Linked DNA regions of Homo sapiens: region 1 is linked to region 2. A link is a loop called in an ENCODE intact Hi-C map of the cell type or tissue named here. Cell type or tissue: heart left ventricle. All regions are shown on one strand. Region 1 has its middle 130 kb from the start of DNAJC10. Region 2 has its middle 28 kb from the start of PDE1A.

Region 1 (4,000 bases), 130 kb after region 2:
GTGGCAAGGATCAAAATGTCTGGTTAGATGGATACTTCCAAGGAGTTGGAAATATAAAGCAATGAACTGGGCAAGAATCTTCAAAGTTATGTCAGTTGGCATGAAAATGTGGACATCTTCTCCAAAAGGGCATAAAAATTGATCAATGTAATTTAGCAAAAAGCTTTTGAATGCCTGGTATGTGCTTGTTGCTATGCTACACGCAGATGGTCATTAAGATGTAGTCTCTGCTTCCAAGGAACCCAGGCCTAACAAAGGGGATAGATACCAGATTAAAAAATAAAACAGTATAACTGAAATTTTTAAATAATATCAAAGGCACTACAGAAACAGGAATTAATTTTGTGGAAGTCTGAAACACTAAGACTTGATCAATATGTGAGATCTCAAGAATGAGTAAGGATATATGGACAAAAGAGATGGGAGAGTGCCACTCGGGCCAAGGGGAACAGCTCGTACAATGATGCACAAATGCAAAATCTCAGATGTCTGCAAGGAAGAGAGTGCCCTAGTGGGGCTAAGGTCTATATTACAGAACACATAGGAGAAAGCTTGAGTTGAGATCAAAGGGATAGACCCAGTTATAAGAAACTTACTACTAAGCTAGCGGACAGAGCCTATGGGACTTGGAAAAACACTAGTGACCATAGGATCAGAGATATAACCTGTGTTAAGTCAGATCATTTTTGTTTCCCACATTTTTCTGTGCTTGTATCCTTATATTTGTGGTTCTGTGTTTGGCTGATATTTGAATATTTCATGCTATATTAATTGTAATAAAAAGAACTGAAAATGGGGTTCCTTTTTGCGCTTGAACCAGACCTTTAAAATAACTACAGCATAGCCCCAGAGAATGGTTTGATGATGGTGGGAGTGATTAGAACAGAAAAACCCCAAGACAAAGATAAATCCAGGAGAACAAAGAAACAGCTGCTTGTTCACCTGCTCTCCTCTTCAAAAATCATCTCCTTCCAGTGGTAAAATCCATGGAGCTTCTGGGTTTTGTTTTTAATAAGAGAGGCTGTTCTTTTTTCAATAGCTGACACTATATGATTCAGCTATTACGCATTTAATAAGAATTGAAAGAGAACAGCAAAATATCTATAATCAAAGAAAATTCAATAATTGAGGAAATTATCAGAATAATATATGCAAACTGACCACTTAAAATTATTATAAAGATATAGTAGAAATCTGTTTCACTATTTATCTGAAACATCTGGCTTTTCTTTCTTCAACTGCAGACGTAAGAGCAAAATGCCTTTCTCAAGGAGCTGGAAGCCATCCGTCCAAAATGCAATCATCATCATCCATGGATGCCTTGCTCTAAGTTGTAAACCTGCCTCCTGTCATGAAGATATGGAAAGTTTACTTTTCCTTTGGGTAAGTCCAATTAGCAAACACAGGCAATCTATGATTCTCCTCACCCCGGCTCTTAAAAACTCTCCAGCCCTTTGTTTTGGGGAAGTTGGGTTCAATCTCTCTCCTCTACTGAAATAGCCTTGAATAAAGTCTTCCTTGCCTGTTTAACTTTTTCCAGTGCAATTTTTCTGCATTATTCACATCAAAAAAACAGTCACATATTTCTGCTATACTGTATTCCCAGTGACAGGTCTTTGCCTTCATTATACAATGTTTCGCATGAATTTAAAAATCACCTATTTAGTGTTCCACAGAAGACCCACCTGAGGTAAGCATATTGTGGTGATTAAATTTTTGCACAGAAGTTGAAATTGGGATGATTTAAAACTTGGAACTCAAAATTAACAAGAATTGGGTCACAATTCCTATCAAGAGATTCAATAATATTATTAAATCCTTCAACCTCTGATTTCCTGATAAGAAATCAGAGATATTACGTGATCTCATTTAGAAAGCTGGCCAATGCTACATTCTCTTATTAGTTAAAAAGGCAGCTCTAGAGATCTTGCAAGGAGCCACAAGGAGTTGCAGAGAGAGAACACAGCAGTGTTGGACTTAGAGAGACTTCAATCTGAATTCTAGTTCTACTGCTGACTATCTCTGTTAGTTAAAAAGGCAGCTCTAGAGATCTTGCAAGGAGCCACAAGGAGTTGCAGAGAGAGAACACAGCAGTGTTGGACTTAGAGAGACTTCAATTTGAATTCTAGTTCTACTGCTGACTATCTCTGTTAGTTAAAAAGGCAGCTCTAGAGATCTTGCAAGGAGCCACAAGGAGTTGCAGAGAGAAAGCACAGCAGTGTTGGACTTAGAGAGACTTCAGTTTGAATTCTAGCTCTACCGCTGACTATCTCTGTGACTTTACAGGCAAACTACTTAACTTAAAGATTCAGATTCCCTGTCTTTAAAAAGAAGATAATAATAATCACTTGGACGTCATGCTGTAAGTCATATGTGAGATGATGTGTGTAAGTGAGACAGACGGTGGCTGTCGTCACCTGCTCAGGCCACTAGTGTCTGAGACAGCTGTGCAATGCTCACCATCTAAAAGGGAATTGACAGTATGTGCCAGAGAAGAGTCAGAGACTTCTCCAAAGTGAACTCTGCCCTCCTAGGGTGATGGGAGTCTCTTGCCAGCAACTGTCAGCACTTGTGGTTGAGGCTCACCTCTCAGCAGAAAGCCTGGCTACACCAGGGCATTGGCTCTCCTCTGTCCTCACCCAAGAGCAAGTGCCTCAAGCTATCTTGAGCACAGGAGGAAAACCCACCCCAATAATTAACTCCACAAACAGAACAGACTCAATCCACTGTGAAAGGTGATATGAGAAAAGCTTTGTTTTTGAGCTGGTTCTACAAAAACAAAAATACACAAAACAAAATCAAACAATAAACCTGGACGTAAAAAAAGTAAGAGGGTTCTTCAACTTCTTGATTTTTTGAAAAACGTTATAAAGCAAAAGCTTTTAACACCTAAATAGAGGAGCACAGTAATGTTTTAACTTCAGTAGGAGAATAAGAACTGGATATAAATTGGCAGGAATTGCATTTCAGCTCTAACTCTCATGTATATCCCATTTAGTCTTTAATATTTGGCAACAATCACCTGGAAAGAATTGACATCTTCCAGGAAATTTCATCACACTAGAGATCCTGATGAAAATTAGATTCGTGATAGCAACATGTCCCATAAAGTATCTCATTCAAAAACTAATGGCGTGTTATTTTTATGAAGTGTATTTTGGGAGTCTCACTCCTATTTGGGAAATTTTTATTCTTCAATGTCCTCAATCAGAGATTTCTCCATTAAAATTCACATATAAAAATTTGTATATGAACCACAGAAAGTGATCGTATTCATGAGTCAAATAATAGATTTGTCTTAAGAACTACCTAGGTTTGAGCACTTTTATTTCCTCATTCAAAAAGCAATTCAGAACTCTTAAAAAAATTGATAGTCTATAACCACCTTTAAGAAAGTGGGTTTTCAGTCCACTTTCTTAATCTTACACTTTCTATTCCCCACCCACATGACTTTGCTTTTCTCCTGGCAAGAACAGATAATAACACAAGGAAAACAAGAAGGGCAATATCTGTGCTGATTATTCAGAGAAGCAAAATATTTCTCATCTTTGTATATTCGTTGGTGGCAAAAATAATTTTCCTCTTTGTTCCCATAGATACAGTAAGTCTGATTAGTAATCAGAATAATAGATCATAAATCACAAAGCCAGTTAAATATCATCTGTCCTTATGTAATATTTTAAACATATTCTTGTTTACTAATTGGTCCCATTTGTTACAATAACATGATTTTGAAAGGTGATTTGACTTAAATTTAGATGCATTTCATATATACATGTAGAAAAAAATGGTATTACCATGCTTGACCATGTGTAAACTGTAATCAAAAAGATATTACACAGATGATATAGAATAATGTATACCTATTTCTAAGACAGGTCAAAATACTGAATGTTTTCGCATTTCCCATATTAGAAGCACTTTCGGTTCTATCTCCCCCATCTTTCTCCTACAAATTATGAGGTATTCATTTTCAGTATTCATCCCGAGTAAATAATCT
Region 2 (4,000 bases):
AAGCTGACCTATTAGAAAACCTTTCACCTTAAATGAAGATAGATACTTTATTTCATTCAACTAGGCATATCATTACTGAGACTATTTTTTCATGTGACCAGAAGTGACTTGACGTATTTTTATGGCCTAAAAATGATCAGATAAATTATAGTTTCTGCTCAAGTTTTCATTGTCCACCTCAGCAAAGCATGGTGGTAGCAAGACTCCTCATTAGGGTAATTCCTTTGTTTCGGCACTATCGTTATTAGTCATTCATTATGAAGCTGATACGGTGATGAAAGAGCTCAAAAAGCTTTTTGGGATACCACTTGATGCAGGCCATTTTTTTTCTCAGTCCTGGAAAAAGTCAACAAGACAACTCCATAGCCAAATTGGACACATGATGCCCGATTTGGTCTACTTATTTTCCAAAAGAATTGTGAACTTCTTCATTAAAAAAAAAAATCTGTGTGCAGGAAATTACTTTAACAGACGAATTTGCAATATCCTTGATGAACATTGATGCAAAAATCCTCAATAAAATACTGGCAAACCGAATCCAGCAGCACATCAAAAAGCTTATCCACCATGATCAAGTGGGCTTCATCCCTGGGATGCAAGGCTGGGTCAACATATGAAAATCAATAAATGTAATCCAGCATATAAACAGAACCAAAGACAAAAACCACATGATTATCTCAATAGATGCAGAAAAGGCCTTTGACAAAATTCAACAACCCTTCATGCTAAAAACTCTCCATAAATTAGGTATTGATGGGATGTATCTCAAAATAATAAGAGCTATCTATGAAAAACCCACAGCCAATATCATACTGAATGGGCAAAAACTGGAAGCATTCCCTTTGAAAACTGACACAAGACAGGGATGCCCTCTCTCACCACTCCTATTCAACACAGTGTTGGAAGTTCTGGCCAGGGCAATTAGGCAGGAGAAGGAAATAAAGGGTATTCAATTAGGAAAAGAGGAAGTCAAATTGTCCCTGTTTGCAGATGACATGACTGTATATCTAGAAAACCCCATTGTCTCAGCCCCAAATCTCCTTAAGCTGATAAGCAACTTCAGCAAAGTCTCAGGATACAAAATCAATGTACAAAAATCACAAGCATTCTTATACACGAATAACAGACAAACAGAGAGCCAAATCATGAGTGAACTCCCAGTCAGAATTGCTTCGAAGAGAATAAAATACCTCGGAATCCAGCTTACAAGGGATGTGAAGGACCTCTTCAAGGAGAACTACAAACCACTGCTCAAGGAAATAAAAGAGGATACAAACAAATGGAAGAACATTCCATGCTCATGGGTAGGAAGAATCAATATCGTGAAAATGGCCACACTGCCCAAGGTAATTTATAGATTCAATGGTATCCCCATCAAGCTACCAATGCCTTTCTTCACAGAATTGGAAAAAACTACTTTAAAGTTCATATGGAACCAAAAAAGAGCCCGCATCGCCAAGTCAATCCTAAGCCAAAAGAACAAAGCCGGAGGCGTCATGCTACCTGACTTCAAACTATACAACAAGGCTACAGTAACCAAAACAGCATGGTACTGGTACCAAAACAGAGATATAGACCAATGGAACAGAACAGAGCCCTCAGAAATAATGCCGCATATCTACAACCATCTGATCTTTGACAAACCTGACAAAAACAAGCAATGGGGAAAGGATTCCCTATTTAATAAATGGTGCTGGGAAAACTGGCTAGCCATATGTAGAAAGCTGAAACTGGATCCCTTCCTTACACCTTATACAAAAATTAATTCAAGATGGATGAAAGACTTACATGTTAGACCTAAAACCATAAAAACCCAGAAGAAAACCTAGGCAATACGATTGAGGACATAGGCATGGGCAAGGACTTCACAAAAGCAATGGCAACAAAAGACAAAATTGACAAATGGGATCTAATTAAACTAAAGAGCTTCTGCACAAAAAAAGAAACTACCATCAGAGTAAACAGGCAACCTACAAAATGGGAGAAAATTTTTGCAACCTACTCATCTGACAAAGGGCTAATATCCAGAATCTACAATGAACTCAAACAAATTTACAAGAAAAAAACAAACAACCCCATCAAAATGTGGGCAAAGGTTATGAACAGACACTTCTCAAAAGAAGACATTTATGCAGCCAAAAAACACATGAAAAAATGCTCACCATCACTGGCCATCAGAGAAATGCAAATCAAAACCACAATGAGATACCATCTCACACCAGTTAGAATGGTGATCACTAAGAAGTCAGGAAACAACAGGTGCTGGAGTGGATGTGGAGAAATAGGAACACTTTTACACTGTTGGTGGGACTGTAAACTAGTTCAACCATTGTGGAAGTCAGTGTGGCGATTCCTCAGGGATCTAGAACTAGAAATACCATTTGACCCAGCCATCCCATTACTGGGTATATATCCAAAGGATTATAAATCATGCTGCTATACAGACACATGCACATGTATGTTTATTGCGGCACTATTCACAATAGCAAAGACTTGGAACCAACCCAAATGTCCAACAATGATAGACTGGATTAAGAAAATGAGGCACATATACACCATGGAACACTATGCAGCCATAAAAAATGAAGAGTTCATTTCCTTTGCAGGGAGATGGATGAAACCGGAAGCCATCATTCTCAGCAAACTATTCCAAGGACAAAAAACCAAACACTGCATGTTCTCACTCATAGGTGGGAATTGAACAATGAGAATCCATGGACACAGGAAGGGGAACATCACACTCTGGGGACTGTTGTGGGTGGGGGAATGGGGGAGGGAAAGCATTAGGAGATATACCTAATGCTAAATGACGAGTTAATGGGTGCAGCACACCAACATGGCACATGTATACATATGTAACAAACCTGCACATTGTGCACATGTACCCTAAAACTTAAAGTATAATAATAATAAACAGGTTAAGAGAAAAAAAAAACAGAAGAATTTGCTAACAAATATGTGTGTGCTGACTGTTCAAAGTAAATTATATTTAGATTATTTTCAACACATTAAACTTATGCATTTATTCAAATTAACTCAAGAAAATTCAGATCTAATTCATATCTTTGAAACCACATAGATGTGAACTCAATGTGGATGTAAAATGCTGCCCAACTAGTCATCAGGGTTACCTAGCTCTAATCGGGTTCTCTAACATATTATACTAGTTCTTTCAGAGTGTGGTCCCTGGATCAGTAGCATCCACTTTACCAGGGAACTTATCAGCCATGCAAACAATCGGCCCCCCTTCCCAAGCCTACTGAAGTAGAAACTGTTGGGGGTGGTGGTGCTAGGGGCAGCAATACGGATCTTAACAAGACCTTCTAGAGACTCCAATGCACACTAGTTTCAAAGTCACTGTATTGACACAAAGATCTTTTAAATAACAACTATTTCATAGTGCTCCCCTTATTAGCCTAAATTTTATAAATGACGTAACTTACCCATATAAATTTTTGAATCAATATAATACCTTAGCTGTGTAATGCCTAAATAAAAGTAGTACAATAAAATAATCTTAATTTCTCTATATTAGCATTCAGGCATGATGACACTTAGAGATTCTGAAGTATTGAAACAATTGAACCAATCACCGTGAGTACAACAGCTACACATGCAGAGAAGGAGGGCAGTGAAAGATTCTTGACAAAAATATCATGATCACATTACTGATGTGATACAACTGAGTAACTCTGGGAAATTTTAAACTACAAAGAAATACAATCCTCAATCTTTTATCAATATGTACAATAGTAGCACTCCTGGAAAATCAGTGTATACTACAACTGCCAAAAAATGTGCGTGTGTGTTTATATGTAAAATCAAATTAGTCTCTATGCTCCAATTAATATAAACAGGTTCTCTCCTACACAAATGTCTGGTGAGGAATTTAAAATTCTTGCAGGAAAAATACAATCTTTTATATTGCAGGATGGATAGCATCTCACACACTAAATGCCTGTGGTTAATCATTGGAACAAGCATAAAAACATCCCCCAGC

What was found. Hi-C counts contacts between places; a loop is a spot of excess contacts. Peaks named below come from ENCODE experiments on the same cell type or tissue, not always from the same donor. Only the 100,000 strongest peaks of a DNase experiment are listed, where the experiment ranks them.
Region 1: a loop joins it to region 2, with 2.6 times the contacts of the local background. A loop is called at or near these places in 7 of 110 quality-filtered maps.

What each region holds. Positions count from the first base shown.
Region 1 is chr2:182,582,164-182,586,163 of GRCh38, forward strand. It overlaps a transcript of PDE1A not described here. Among named protein-coding and RNA genes, the nearest start is that of DNAJC10, 130 kb to the right of the region's middle. In heart left ventricle, no CTCF peak of the experiment used is centred here; a DNase peak (open chromatin) is centred at 2,428.
Region 2 is chr2:182,453,002-182,457,001 of GRCh38, forward strand. It overlaps a transcript of PDE1A not described here. Among named protein-coding and RNA genes, the nearest start is that of PDE1A, 28 kb to the left of the region's middle. In heart left ventricle, no CTCF peak of the experiment used is centred here; no DNase peak of the experiment used is centred here.